Regions from separate parts of the Homo sapiens genome. Here regions 1 and 3 are each linked to region 2. Evidence: chromatin contacts called from ENCODE Hi-C or POLR2A ChIA-PET data. All regions are on one chromosome and are shown on one strand. Each heading gives the region's core, a stretch centred on a gene start or an enhancer-like site at or near the end of the contact. The rest is flanking DNA. Distances are from core to core; before and after follow the strand shown.

Region 1 (4,532 bases), core at 442-2,941, 190 kb before region 2:
TGGGATTACAGGCGTGAGCCACTGCGCCCGGCGAAACGATGACTTTTTAAAAATGGTTCTTTGTTAACTTAATTACTTGCTAAATTCTAAACATTTCCCACAATTTTATTTTACCCTTTAGGGGAAGTCATGATCAGTATTTTTATCTGGAAATGGCTTCTGCGAAATATGCCACTAGGATTATTATGAATGGGTCTGTTATAAATGGAGTTCTTGATCAACATTTCCTTATTTCTAAAAGCTAAATGAGTCACAACAAAATGAGTCACTTCAACCTTGGTACTGTTCAAAATTCAAAGATAACATTTTTTAAAATCTCCTTTTTTTACATATAAACCAAGCAAAGCTCTGGACAGTTAAGACAGTCAAGACCCTAACAGTAACGGAAAAGGCAGAATTGTATCCCAGTTCCCACCTAAAGCTTTCCAAATTCACACTGACAGTAAAAAGCATTTTCTAGAATCAATTAATTTGACCCAAAGCTTTGAAAATAACAGTCATTTAGGAATAGGTTCTTAGTATCATGATTAAGCTTTTCTGACAAAGAAGTAATATCTTGTGAAACCACCAGAGTAGTCAGGAAGATAAAAACATGCCAGTTCTGTTCTGGGTTTGGTTAGTTTACAGGGTGTGATTTTCATTTTTTTTTTAAATATGCTATTTCGAAAATACAGTATACTAAAAATATACTAAGTCACAGAACCTTCAAACATTCACCTAAAAAGTTAATATATCAGGACTGTCAGGCATTGTTCTATGTATTAGAACAGTGTCTTTATTTCTAGTTTTCATCTTGGCATCTGTTTTTTAGAAACATTGGTCTGTTACTACTTAAAGTTTATGAAGTAATAAGAGACTAATGTTTCTGAAAAACAATTTTTGTGAATTAACTCATTTGCTTTCACAAAACCCCTGAGGTAGCTACCAGTATTATCCCATTTTAAGGATGAGGAAGCAGGCAAAAAGAAACTTAACCTTACCAAAAGTTACATGGCTTGCAAGAAGTGGTGTTAATATTCAAATCCGTATACATGATCACATTTTATCCTAACAACTATATAATGCAAGCAGGAGAGAAAATTTTGGCCGCATTTTAACTATGAGGGAAACAAATTCCTGAGGAATAAGGGCTGGCTTCCTCAAAGGCACACAGCTAGTCAGTAACAGGGGTCAAGAACTGCTAGGGGCACCTACTGCTAAGGCTGTACTGCTTTTTCATTTGTTCATTTTTGTCTTGGATACTATAATCAACGTGTAAAACTCAGTGTAAAGAGTGTGTTTCCTCTAATCACTGAGAAGACACTTCAGGATCCTCTCATGGGATGTGCTGATGACAAGAACATCAATTAGAGCACATACAATGGTATTCTCACGCTGCCAGGTCACCTTTTTTCCATTTTCCTAAATGCAAATATGGGTTTTTATTCACTTACTGGTTGTTAAACACATGGGTTCATGTAAATATTGGTCTTTATCTGTATATATGTATATTATTAATCTGCTTGGCCACTTACAGTGCAATCAAAGTAGGCACTGTTTATTCCAACAAACATTGTAAATAAAATTAAAACTACCGTGTTTTTGCACATTAAGGAGTTAAAAAGTCTTCGCTTCCCATTCATCTCCATTTGGGCTGCATGCCCTTCTGTTACACTTCCGGATGTCAGGAGAAACAATAGCTGCCTTTAGTGCCACACAGAGAACACGGCCCCCACGTGATGGGCACCAGCACTTATTTATTGAATTGAATTGCCAAAAACAGGAAGCAGAGTTGTAAGACCCCTTTTATCAGTTACAGATTGCTAAGACTTGAAGTGCACTGATTTGAATTGTTTCATGTTACTCTGTAAAACTAGAACCAAGGAGTGAAAATTACCTTGGAAATGACAGGGGTGAATTTCAGCTGAATGAAGAAAGAACTGTGTAATAAACAGAGTTGACCCGAGGTGGTCCAGGTTGCCTCTGGGGTGGGTTAAGAAACAGTAAGTCAGGATCACAGAGGCCACAGAGGGGGAAAGTCTCAGCAACTGTCCTCTCACAATCCTTCCCTGAGACCTGAGGTCTATGCCCATCCACAGCAAGAATGGGAGCTTCATGGCAGAGCACTGTGTATCACAGGACACTCTGCAATTCATTTTCTCATTTTATAGGCACTATTACTAAAAGGGGGCCGGAGTGTGGGTGGGGAGAGACATCTTTACTATCCCCATTTTATAAACCAAGAATTTGAGCCACTTAAGCTAAATCACACCATTAGTAAATGACAGAATACGGCCTTCAATCTAGGACTTCTGACCCCCCAGGCAGGCCAGTGTATTTCCAGCTAGGCAATACTGCAACAACCAACGTAAGATGCCTGCAACCATCATTCTTATTAAGTATTATCTCCTCATATTAAGAACAGGGGCAAGGATGGGCCCCAAAGACTTGAAGCACCGAGGCAAATACCAAAGCAAGATTAGCTAAAACAAAAATACAGTAAGAGCTCTGCTACTTTCACAAAACCATCCCTTCTACCTGACTAGGAAGAGCTCATTATATTTTCAGTAGACACACTCTCTAAGGCTTTATTTACATGAGTCAACTAAAGGAATAATTGTCCAAATCCTACTTTACTGTGCTCTACTGATACAACAAATGCTCGAGGAAGTCTGTCCACATTTTAAGGGGAGTCTGTGGCCACATACTATGCACAAAGAGCACTCCCCATTTCTGCAGCCAAAGCATTAATCGTTGCTCCAGAACTAGGCTGGTGTAACTTTTTTTTTAAAGTCTGAAATGCATTCTCTGACAACAGGTCCAGGACTACCTCACAATTGTGTCTGACAACAGGAGTTTAACAGAACTGGGTCAGCCATTGAAGGATTGCTGAACCTTGCAAGATTTTCAAGGAAAGACATGAGAGTGTCGAGTTTCATGAACCGTCTACCAAGCACAGAAAGTGGCAGCTTGCCAAAGGCTGGACTGTGTTAAACGCATGTGAGACGCTGGGAACCTGAACCCCAACAACGCCGGCCCTGCCACTCAACCACAGTGGTGAAAGACTGAGGTTCAAGTTTCCAAAGACCTCGCGGACTCTAAGCCAAACGTTGCTAATCAGGAAAAATTCCTTCTCTTAAGGAAGGAGAAACTCCTTGATTCAAACATTATCCCATCAACGTAAAGCTGTTAGAGAGTATGTTTTTAAATATCTAGGTACAACAGAATAGCCTATAACGTGCCAGCCACAAGTCATATTCAATTATACTGCTTTTTAACATGCCAGGTGTGCATATCAAAACACTGCTATTGTTATTCCCACACTGCTGGGACCATGTTCATTCACATAATTCTTACCTCTTCCCCAATATTTAGTTATAAATCTATGGGACAACAAGGTCCTTGAGAACAAAACTAATTCTAGCTTACTCCTCTCAATATCTCTTGCACTCAACATAGGGCATGACATAGAGTAGACAATTCATAAATGTTTACTGAATAAACAAAAGGATCATTGCCCTATGAACATTCCCTACAGATAGTAGTTAGAAAAGTCAGGCTATGTAGAAGAAAGAAATACTGGGTTAACGAGAGTGGAGAAAATCATCAGGCAAACATGACAGCAGGAATTCCGGCATGAGAAGAAAGCGCAGGAGGCAAGGAGGAATCGCAGGCAGCAATGGAGCACAGAGTAGCAGTGATGCTGTCCAAGGCAGGGGGGATCCTCCAGTGGGTGTGTTTCCAAAACACCAGTGTCTGGACCCACCTCTGTGAACTCCTTCTATTGTAGGGTAGCCCTAGACTATGAGTGATGAAGGAGAGTGACAGGGGAGCAAATGTGTATAGGCAATTCTGAGAAACCCTCCTCCAGATGACAATTACTCAACTGTCTTGCTTTTAACCTTGAATATATATATACGTATATATATAGTATATATATATATACGTATATATATATATACGTATGATCATTTTGCAAGACAGAAACTACTGTGAATAGTGTTGAGCACGAGCAATGTGCAAACCTCATCAAATATCCTACTTGTTCCAGAATAGGTTATTTAAGATCCACAGACACAGGGCATTACAGGCAGACAGGTGAGTGCAGCACACTTGGGGAATAGGCCAGGCAAACAGGTGGCCGCAGTGAATAACTTGGGCTGTAAGTGCTGACAAGCGCTTTCTGTGCCTGACAGTTCTTAGTGGTCTGCATTCCAAATCTAGGCATAAGCTTTAAGTAATAACAGACCAATGTTTCTGAAAAGCAGATGCCAAGATTAAAACTAGAAGACAAGACACAGAGTAAGGGAGATGTAGGGAAGGAACACTCTCATGGAGGCATCTGGAAAGAGAAGGTGGAAAAGCCTCCGGTTCCTTCTCGCATCTTTCCTTTTCCAAAGGCAGCACTCAAAATCAGGTAAATGGAAATTGTCCTCTTAAAACACACCCACCCCCAGCTCATCTGTCCTGGAGTTTGCTGCACACTGCCCATCACAGGTCATGGTGCTGTGCTCCTCTCCTTTTTTTGGCCTGTGTGGACCCTGAACTCGATG
Region 2 (4,443 bases), core at 1,837-4,336:
GAACCAAACCCATCTGAAACCCATTAGAAGCAATGTAAGTGCTACCATGCAGTCACCCCTCCCACCTTCCCCCAACACCAAGTGGCTTCTCCTCAAGGCAAGGCCATGACATCCACATCTGGGTCCAAAGAGTGGCGTGGGAGTCACAGCTTTGGTTTCTGGAGTCAGTTAGAACCTGAGTTCAAATCCTGACCCTGACATTTACCACCTGCATGACTCTGGACAAATGTTTTGTGTTCTCTGTGCCTTGGCTTTCCTGTCTATGAAGTGAAGATGATGGTATTTACTTCATAAGTGCTTGGGAGGATAAATGAGACAGTTCACATAAGGTGCTTAGTGAACAGTGAGAACTCAAGAAACCTACATTATTATGTTCTGTGGTGTTCCAAATATGCAGGAGCCGAAAGCCATTTGTGCTCTTCAACAGATGGAGCTACATGGATTTTCTCCCCAACGTATTATAAAAAATTTCAAATATACAAAAAAGCCAAAGATTGTACAGTGAATACGCATATACCTACCACCTAGGTTCCACAATTAGTATTTTGCTATGTTTTTTCACTTATCTCTTATCCATAATCCATCTTATTGTTTGATACAATTTAAAGTAAGCTGCAGACATCAGTACTTTTTAGACTACATATTCTATAGATTTCTTAAAAAGAAAAATTACATTCAGTGAAATGCACGGACCTTAAGTACACCATGCATGCATCCATCTTGACTTCTTAGTAAGTGTCCAGCTTCTGTTGCCATAGAGATGGCTTTGCTGTGGGTTGGGCTCTGCCAGGGAACAGGTGGTGGGTGATAGTGGTGGGTGGTCTGGGAGCACGTGGGAGGAGAGGGTCTACCCCTCTAGAGGCTGCTTACTTTTTGAGGCCCAGCAGAGCTCCCAGCTCCCCAGGGAGGTGCAGATTGAGTTATGCTCCTGTCACTATTTCACAGGTTCAAGCCAATTTTAAAGGTTATTTAGTTTTCTCAATGTAGAAAATCCTGTTTCTGCTTCCCTAACAGATGGTGATTCAGTCTGTTTGCATGCCTTGGGCAACCTCACTATGTTGGCTTTCCCAATTTAGAAGTTCTTTCTAAAGATGAGCTGAGATCCTTCCTGAAACTCAGAAGTTCTTCCTTCTGGAGACAGGTTCAAGATTCCTGCTGAAAAAGGAAGCCTGTTCTCTCATGTGCCCTTCATTTTCTCTAAATTGAATTTCTCCAGGTCATTCCATCCTTTCTCATTTGGCACTTATCACGTTCTGTCTTGAACTGTTAATTAACATTTCATCAGCTGGGTGTCTCCTTAATGAGGTTTCCTGCAGTCAAGGACCACAGCTAAGGCTTCTCTATGTATGGCAGCCTGAAGGCACTGCCCACCTTGAAGGTGCTCAATGAATGTACTGATTGATTTAGGTGGAAAAAGAATATTACATGGGTTAGATATAAATGTAATAGATCTTCGAGTCCAAACAATGAGTTTTGCCCTTTAAACATAGTTTGGACCATATATTATGTGTAGGGATGTATGTGCATCTCTTAGTCTATATTCTGTAGAGGAAACAGCCATAGAATATAACACCTAATGAAGAGCCTTGCTTATTAAAGTTATAAATAAAAACAGTGTTCTACCAGCTCTATGTTGTCAAGGCAGGGCTGCCTGAGCCACCATGCTGTATACTTTGAATTATTTGCATCATAATTTTGGGGAAGAAAATCCTGCTGTCCAAGAACCTCTGAAATATAAGGCAAGTCTTAACACTTCTCCCAGGGATGAACTGCATTTGAAATCATATTTCAATCCAAGGTACACCCAGAGCTTTGTTGTGAGAGAGTTCTTCCAGTCCCTAGACCTATCTTCCAAACAGTGTCTCACTGTTTCCTGTAAAGGGCAGTGGTTTCTACTGGGCTGAATACATGAAGAAAGCCCAGTTCCATCCAAGTCTTCTCCACTCACGTTCTTGCCCATTCATTCACAGGAAACCCAAGTTGAAATGGCTATAAGTAAACTTTCTTTGATACCATAAATGCCTGCACTTGGGACAGGCAAGGACTCTGCCCACTCGGCGATTTACATCTTTTCAGGTTGTGTTTACAGAAAGGAACATCTCCAAGCTAATTTTTACCAGAGCTTCTCTTCTCTGCCTCCCATGAGACCAAGTGTTTGCCAGAAGCCGAGTCATCACTCTGACAACATGACGGTGCCCCTACCCTGCATGTGTTTCTTTTCTTCCAAAACCAATAGAAAAAAACCCCAAAACCTATGTTCACATGTGGTTTTCATGAAAGGAAAGAGTTGTTGACACCATCCAGATGGGGACTGGGAGGCGCTGGTTTCCAGCCTGAAGCTGGGTAGGGCTCTGGGTGAGCGGGATTAGGAGACTCTGATATACTTGGGATGACTCATATCCACTGGGGGCTTAGGAGATGTAAAATAAGCCTGTGCTAGATTTTGCTGTGAAACTCATGATACAAAGGCACATCTCCAACACACCATGGCATTCAGAAGGGCTTCTTTAAGGAGACATCTTCAGAAGGAAAAAGAGCAAATTAGAACTTCAGTGTTTTTGGAGAAGACTCCCGGCTACCTCACCTGTTGCATAAGGCCTTGTGGCCAGCCCGGGAGTTATAGACGATGAGAGTTACTGGTTGTTTTCTAGAGAGGCACAGTCTAGTCTTGTGGAGGGGCTGAGAGGTGCTCTCTGAAACAGCCAGACCAAGAAGGCTGGGGATGTGTGTCCATCATGCTGGGGGTGAATTAGCACCAAGGATCAAGACTGAAGAAGTCCAATTCTGTGTTCAGTACACTTCACATGGAGCCTGGGATAAGGTGAAATAACCTGCTGGGTTGGCCCTTGAGATGGATGGAAAGTGAAAGAAGGGATAGGAGGTAATCAGGAGTGTCCAGGACAATTGTCCTGGACAATTTCCTCGATCGGAAATGGTACCCGTGCTTTTATTTTATTCGTTGCTCAGTGCATAATGAATCTGTTTGGTTGAAATGAAAGGATAGCATCTAGGAAAACAGCTGCCTTCAAAACAAAAGTGATTTTGCTTTCTGGAGCTGCCCTATCAGCAAAGGCAGTTTCACCTTCACCTTGGGGTCAAAAAGATTTGCCTCTTGAATGCATGAGTCAAACCTAAACTGTGTCGGATTTTTTAAACCTATGACCTTTAACCACATTGTTGATTCACAATGTCAAAAAGCTTCATTCTTCTTTTGGACTGGAAAGTTTAAACATACTTAGCACAAAGTTGAATCCTGGGTCCACATTTTTAAAAAAATTACCTTTCTAGTTCAGCTAGAAGAACCTCATTTTAACAGAGCACTGTTTGAAAGACTGCATAAATTATGACCAACAATAACAAACCTTTTTAAACAAACACATTAGAATGTATAACCAAAATACATGTGAGTTTTAGTCACATGATGCTATTATTACTCAAATTATTTTCAAAGTTCCTCTTTCAGAGTGGCCTTGAAGACAACTTGAACAGAAGCAGAAAAATGTCACCTGACTTGATAGTCACAGGTTTGCTTCCTTGATCTCATCCAATTTTCTGCCTTTCACATTCTTTTTGCAACTTTAACCTTGCCCTTCTCCCCTCTTTCACTTCATGAACTAATAACCATGGGACTCCCCCGCCCAACCCTTTAAATATATTGTAATGATGCTACCTGGGAATGGAAAAGTCCAGGAGAAAGACTATGGGGCCAACAACAGCTGGGAATCAGAGAGCCCCATGGTGTATGGGGCGTAACACCCAATATTCCTTTGGGTATTAAGTGCATATAAGAAACATAAGAGGAGGCTGGGCGTGGTGACTCATGCCTCTAATCTCAGCACTTTGGTAGGCCGAGGCGGGTGGATCATGAGGTCAAGAGATCGAGACCATCCTGGCCAACATAGTGAAACCCTGTCTCTACCAAAAATACAAAAATTAGCTGGGTGTGGTGGCACGAGCCTGTAGTCTCAGCTACTTGGGAGGCTGAGGCAGGAGAATTGCTTGAATCCAGGGGGCAGAGATTGCAGTGAGCCAAGATCGTGCCACTGCACTCCAGCCTGGGAGACAGAGTGAGACTCCGTCTCAAAATAAATAAATAAATAAATAAATAAATAAATAAATAAATAAATAAATAAATGAATGTAAGAGGATAACTGATCAAGTGTTCTCTACACAAATCACCACCAGTTGAACCCCCATTAAGGCAGGTAATAGTCCTTGGCTATAGACAAGAGTTGGTACCATGCGCCTAATGTAGGTCTGGATTTGGTTAACATCCTTTTGTGCAACAGGTCAGAGAAGGACTGATAACCAGAACACTGGCAGGCTGTGCTGGAACTGCTTGTTGCTGGATGGCAGGGACATTTGAGGCACAGAGATAAGAAGGGAAAGAACCAACTGTTGCGCGGATTCCCTCAATGGCAGCAGCTGTGTCTTAGTCTGTTT
Region 3 (4,831 bases), core at 997-3,496, 130 kb after region 2:
AGACACATTTTAAATAACACATATTTTGCATTAAACTTTAAAAAAAAAACCCACTATTACCCAAATGAGCCACATGAGGGCAGTATGACAGACCACCTGCTGTATAGAATGTTACATATAAAAATTTATTAAGAAATCAGAGATCTATCAAAGCTACAAGATGCATCTGGGAGGAAAGAGAATGAACACTTGTTAAGCACTGACTGCACTAGGAGTGACTCTGATTTTGCATTATCTCTCACAGAATCTGGGGTTGGCAGACCTGGAATAGAAGCCTGAGGCCAGACACTCACTAGCTGTGTGGCCAGGGGTGATATACCACCTCAGTTTCCTCGTCTTCATGTGGAAATAACAATCACTAATTGATTTAGTCCATTTTGTGTTGCTATAACAGAATACTGAGACTAGGTAATTTATAAAGAAAACAGGTTTATTTGGCTCACAATTCTGATGACTGATAAGTCCAAGCGCTAGGCACTGGCATCAGTTGCTGGTGAGGGCTTTTGTGCTGCATCATAACATGGCAGAGAAGTGGAAGGAGAGGCAGGTGCAGGTAAAGAGGGACCAAAGAGCAGGAAGAGCCTCACTTTATAACAACCCACTCTCATGGCGACTAATCCATTCCCTTGAGATTGAGAACTCGATCCTGGGAGACAGCATTGATCTATTCATGAGGAACCCGCCCCCATGACCCAAACACTTCCTACTGGGCCCCACCTCCCAAGATGCAGTGGCAATTAGACTTCCACATGAGCTTTGGTGGAAACAAACCACATCCAAACCATAGCACTACTTCATGTATTATGATGGAAATGAAGTGACATTGCTTATGATCTTTTCTTGGCAGGGTACCTGACACAACCTAAGTGCTCAATACATGGTAGTAACTGCTGTTGTTCTTAAAATTTACAACAACCCAAATAGTTTAGTATTATAACCATTTTGTCACGTTTTTTAAAAGGAAGTTTGAAAAAGCCAAACAGTGAATAGATGGCAATGCTAGGATTCCAACAAGGTCTGTGTGACACCCCAGGCCTCTGCCCCTAGAGCACCACACTCCTGCTATCCCTAGTATAGAGTGGGCTCACACATGTAGGCCACATAAACTTTCACTTCCTGATGAAAACCACAAGTACGGTCAACCTCAGCAAAGTGTACACTCTTCCTATGAGTGTACATAGGAAGTTATTTCAAGGTAATGGTAATTCCTTTTAGAGAAGGCTTAGCTGCTGTTGGGGAAGAAATTCAAGGCTCTACTGCCAAGGAAACTTTTGGTGGCGCCCTTAACACACCAGTTCTCAGTTCTTTTCTGTGCTTCTCGAAAGGGAGTAGAGAAGAGTCTTGAGTTAGATCAGGTGAGGAAACAATTCTTCAACACATGGGTCGGTGACAGACAATCTCATCATTTGACATCACAGACTTACAAGAATCTTTCTTCAAACCTCCCCACATCACTTCTTGACAAAAACTCAAGGCCCAAACATTCACTCAGGCCAGTTGTTGAAATACACATTCCATTTCATATTGAAGCTGAGCAGACCCGTATATTCAAAACAACAAAAGGTCACCATCAGTAGAAAGAAGAAATTCCTCCATGTTCATGATACTGCACAGAGTAGCAATCACTCATAACCAATGTATCGAAACTTAGAAGAAGGTGCTATTCATGTGATACAAAAATACACTGGAAAGAAATACCTACACTCTTCCCGTGATATCAAGAAAGGCTGAGACAGAACGATTATTTCACTCTGTTGTCTGGATTGCTGTAAGTGATGCTGGCTCAATACTTTAGAAGAAGCCTGTTGTCTCTGTTTTAAATAGATACACTTCTCTGAGGTATTATGTAGTGTCCTTCAGTTGCACATATTTGTTAGTGCTCAACGGAAAGTATTGGATGAAGATGGTGGTGGAAATAAGAGTGGAGATGATGGGGACAAGGGTGGCTGGATCTGGAATCTGATTCTAGGAGCAGCTCTTCAGTTATGACTCAGATAGGAAAATTCTCCGGGTTGTACAGAGAATTTGGCCACTTTTGCTACTGTAGGAAAGGGAAGGTGTTTCCACATATCATTAGGGGAGGCCACGGATGTAGTAAGTGTGACTGTTTTTGCAATTAGTTCTCTGTGATGTTTTGCCATTAGCAATAAGCGATTCTATCAACAGTTATTCTTTTTAAGAGCACTCCAAAGAGAAAGCACTGTCAATGGACACATGTGCAACTTCTCCAAGGCTCTCCTGGCATAGCGCCAACTGCAGATGTGGCCTCAGCAGAAGGGCAGTTCAGCTTCGCCTGTCCTTGTACCCCCACAGATGGCACCTGGCCGATGGTTGCCACTTATCAGCAATGGGGCAGAATCCACTGAGTTAGGACATTAGTTGGTTAACTATATGAGAAATAGGGTGCGGTCCATAAGTTCTAGTTCAGTCTCCTGGGTATTTCAAAGAATTCAACATAAAACTGGTAGGAGTAGCAACAAGAATAAAATAAGCTCTTTTGCAACAAGGTGGAAAAGGGAGTTTCCTATATTGCTCACTGAAGTTTGACATAAATTAGAATTTAAAAAGACAATGGAACCATCAGCATTTCAAAGACGTTTCTTCTCATTTTCCCTTCTAGTTTTATTTTTCGGCAAAAGTTAATTTCTTTCTTGTTAAGAATTCATATTCAAGAGAAATTTTTGTTTCATTTCCTGACTGACATATGAAAAAAATTCCAAATCAAAATAAGATGACGCCAGCTCCTAAAAGAAGCAAAGAAACGTTTTTTCAGGGAGATGGTTTTGCAGCAATGTTTTGGCACAGGGAAAATCTAATTATAAGGCCTTTACTGTCTAGAAAAGAAATGTCAAAGTAAGACAAACATTATCATATACAGACCGTAAATCTCACTTTATTATTCACTATTGAACAAAAATAACTGTCAAAAAGTCATGGAAAAATATTGGTTTGCCAAAGATCTAAGCAAAAACATTAAGTATATGACAATGAAGCCTCATCCATATCCAGCTGATAAAAATCAAAATGAAACCATGACAACAGCATTAATTTTTAGAACTACTCCCCAAACAATTTAATGTGTGGCTTGGCCGTGGAGGGCTGCCCTGAAACATCATCTCTACCCCAACATCCCTGTGCATGCTTCAGCTGGGGCTTACCCTAGTCATCCTTCCCAACCTGACTCAAAGATCACAAAAGGAAAAGCAAGGAAGGCTCTAGCAGCCTCATACCAAGCCTGGACATCTCTTTGAACACGGCCCTGATGCAAGGGTGACTAACAGATGAGTAGGCAACATCGTTTCAAAAATGGAGAAGCCTCTTTGTCCCAGAAAAGTATCTGCTTGTTGATGGTTGATTCTTTGGATTTTTTTTTAAATTACTGAGAGGCAAACTGGAGTGCTAATATATGTCTTAGTACACATCTAAAGGATTCGGTAAATTCAATCTTCTCCTGCTAAAAGATTTTGGAGACATTATCTACCTAGATATTCAAATTACATTCTGATATTCTCAAATCTTATCTTTTTTTTTTTTTTTTTGAGACAAAGTCTCACTCCTCCAACCAGGATGGAGTGCAGTGGCAGGATCACAGCTCACTGCAGCCTCGATCTCCTGGGCTCAATCAATCCTCCCACTTCAGCCTCCCAAGTAGCTGGGACTACAAGTGTGTGCCACCACGCTTGGCTACTCTTTCCCTGTTGCACTACATTGAATCATTTCTGACAGAATGTGCATTTGATTCTGCCAAGTCTACCTTTAAAACAGCTTTCCAATCATCCCCCCTTCTGCAGCCCATTGCTTTAGGTCAGGCACTCCTCTGTCTGGGCTCCTGGGCTAATTTATATACCGCTTCAAGTTCCCACCAGAGGTGTTTGTAAAACCCAAAATCAATCAGGCCACATGCATGTTTAAAGACCTGATTGCTTTCCAATCAGGGAAAAAGTTCCAACTTCAGGCCCACATATAGAATCCTTCATATCTGCCCCCAACCTCCTTTTTGGGTATCAACTCCTGTCCTCCCCCATAAAAAGTGCCCTGAGCTTCAGTCACGTAGAACTAACTTCTCCCTGTTGTTAGAATATGTCATGCCCTTTCATGCTAATTTTGCCTTTGCACATGTTGGCTCCCTTGCCTAAAGTGCCACGGGTTAAAGATCATATCTTCTGTGAACCTGCCACTTAGTGCCCTAGATGGTCTTCATCTCTGCTCTGTATTTCTGCTACATTTTATGTGCACATTTTCTACTATACTTAGCTCTGTCTATTGTTAATCAGTTGTTCATGGCTTTGTCTTCCCCATGAACTCTGCTTCTCAAGAGCAAAAAGTTTCTTAATGTTTTTATTTCCAAGACCTAGCACAGGACCTACCACACAGAAGGGCTCAATGATTTGGAGGAACAAATAATTAGGGAAAAGGCCACTCACCGAAAATAGAGGTTAAAGGCACTAAACATTAACTTAGGTCACTGCATTGTTTTTTCTAAGCCTTTGTCCAGCTACTCTGTGACCTTGACTTTTCATTGGCTATTCTACATACTGCTGCTTAAACTATAGGAGCTGGCAAGGGGTGCTCTTGGACCCCAGTGAGAATTTAAGTAAATCAAACCCTCAAATATCAGAATTGTTTGTCTAATCTGGTCCCTGGTCAGTTATGTTGGAGTCTAAGAGGGTTGATTGGGAGCATTTCAAGAAGCATCAGTCTTGGCCTGGAAGAAAGAACTCACTTATTCCTTTAACACATCTTTCTTGAGTGCTGCCATGTTCCAGGGACCACTCCAGATCTGGAAAAAGGGCAGCAAACAGGATGGACAAGGTCCTGTCCCTCACGGAGT

Evidence for each region. Hi-C counts contacts between places; a loop is a spot of excess contacts on that map. ChIA-PET counts read pairs that join two places held with the same protein, here RNA polymerase II (POLR2A). Pooled maps may share reads with other maps.
Region 1: a loop to region 2 is called in a pooled map, with 2.4 times the contacts of the local background. The contact joins two enhancer-like sites. A Hi-C loop is called at or near these places in 8 of 37 single-sample maps with no recorded cell type and 3 of 50 pooled maps. POLR2A ChIA-PET finds 5 or more read pairs at or near these places in 1 of 52 experiments (OCI-LY7).
Region 3: a loop to region 2 is called in a map of GM12878, with 2.9 times the contacts of the local background. The contact joins two enhancer-like sites. A Hi-C loop is called at or near these places in 3 of 168 maps with a recorded cell type or tissue (B cell and GM12878), 28 of 37 single-sample maps with no recorded cell type and 8 of 50 pooled maps.

Annotation. Positions count from the first base shown.
Region 1 is chr5:78,566,725-78,571,256 of GRCh38, forward strand. All of the region lies in intron 2 of LHFPL2 (LHFPL tetraspan subfamily member 2), which reads right to left. Among named protein-coding and RNA genes, the nearest start is that of LHFPL2, 80 kb to the right of the region's middle. Within about 2 kb of position 1,692, at least 9 of the 41 ENCODE cell types and tissues checked have a DNase peak (open chromatin) inside an H3K27ac peak, as active enhancers do.
Region 2 is chr5:78,755,190-78,759,632 of GRCh38, forward strand. All of the region lies in intron 3 of LOC124900191 (a long non-coding RNA gene), which reads right to left. Among named protein-coding and RNA genes, the nearest start is that of LHFPL2, 110 kb to the left of the region's middle. RefSeq lists enhancers at 1,859-1,918, 2,489-2,538. Within about 2 kb of position 3,087, at least 4 of the 41 ENCODE cell types and tissues checked have a DNase peak (open chromatin) inside an H3K27ac peak, as active enhancers do.
Region 3 is chr5:78,886,730-78,891,560 of GRCh38, forward strand. All of the region lies in intron 4 of ARSB (arylsulfatase B), which reads right to left. Among named protein-coding and RNA genes, the nearest start is that of ARSB, 96 kb to the right of the region's middle. RefSeq lists an enhancer at 832-881. Within about 2 kb of position 2,247, at least 6 of the 41 ENCODE cell types and tissues checked have a DNase peak (open chromatin) inside an H3K27ac peak, as active enhancers do.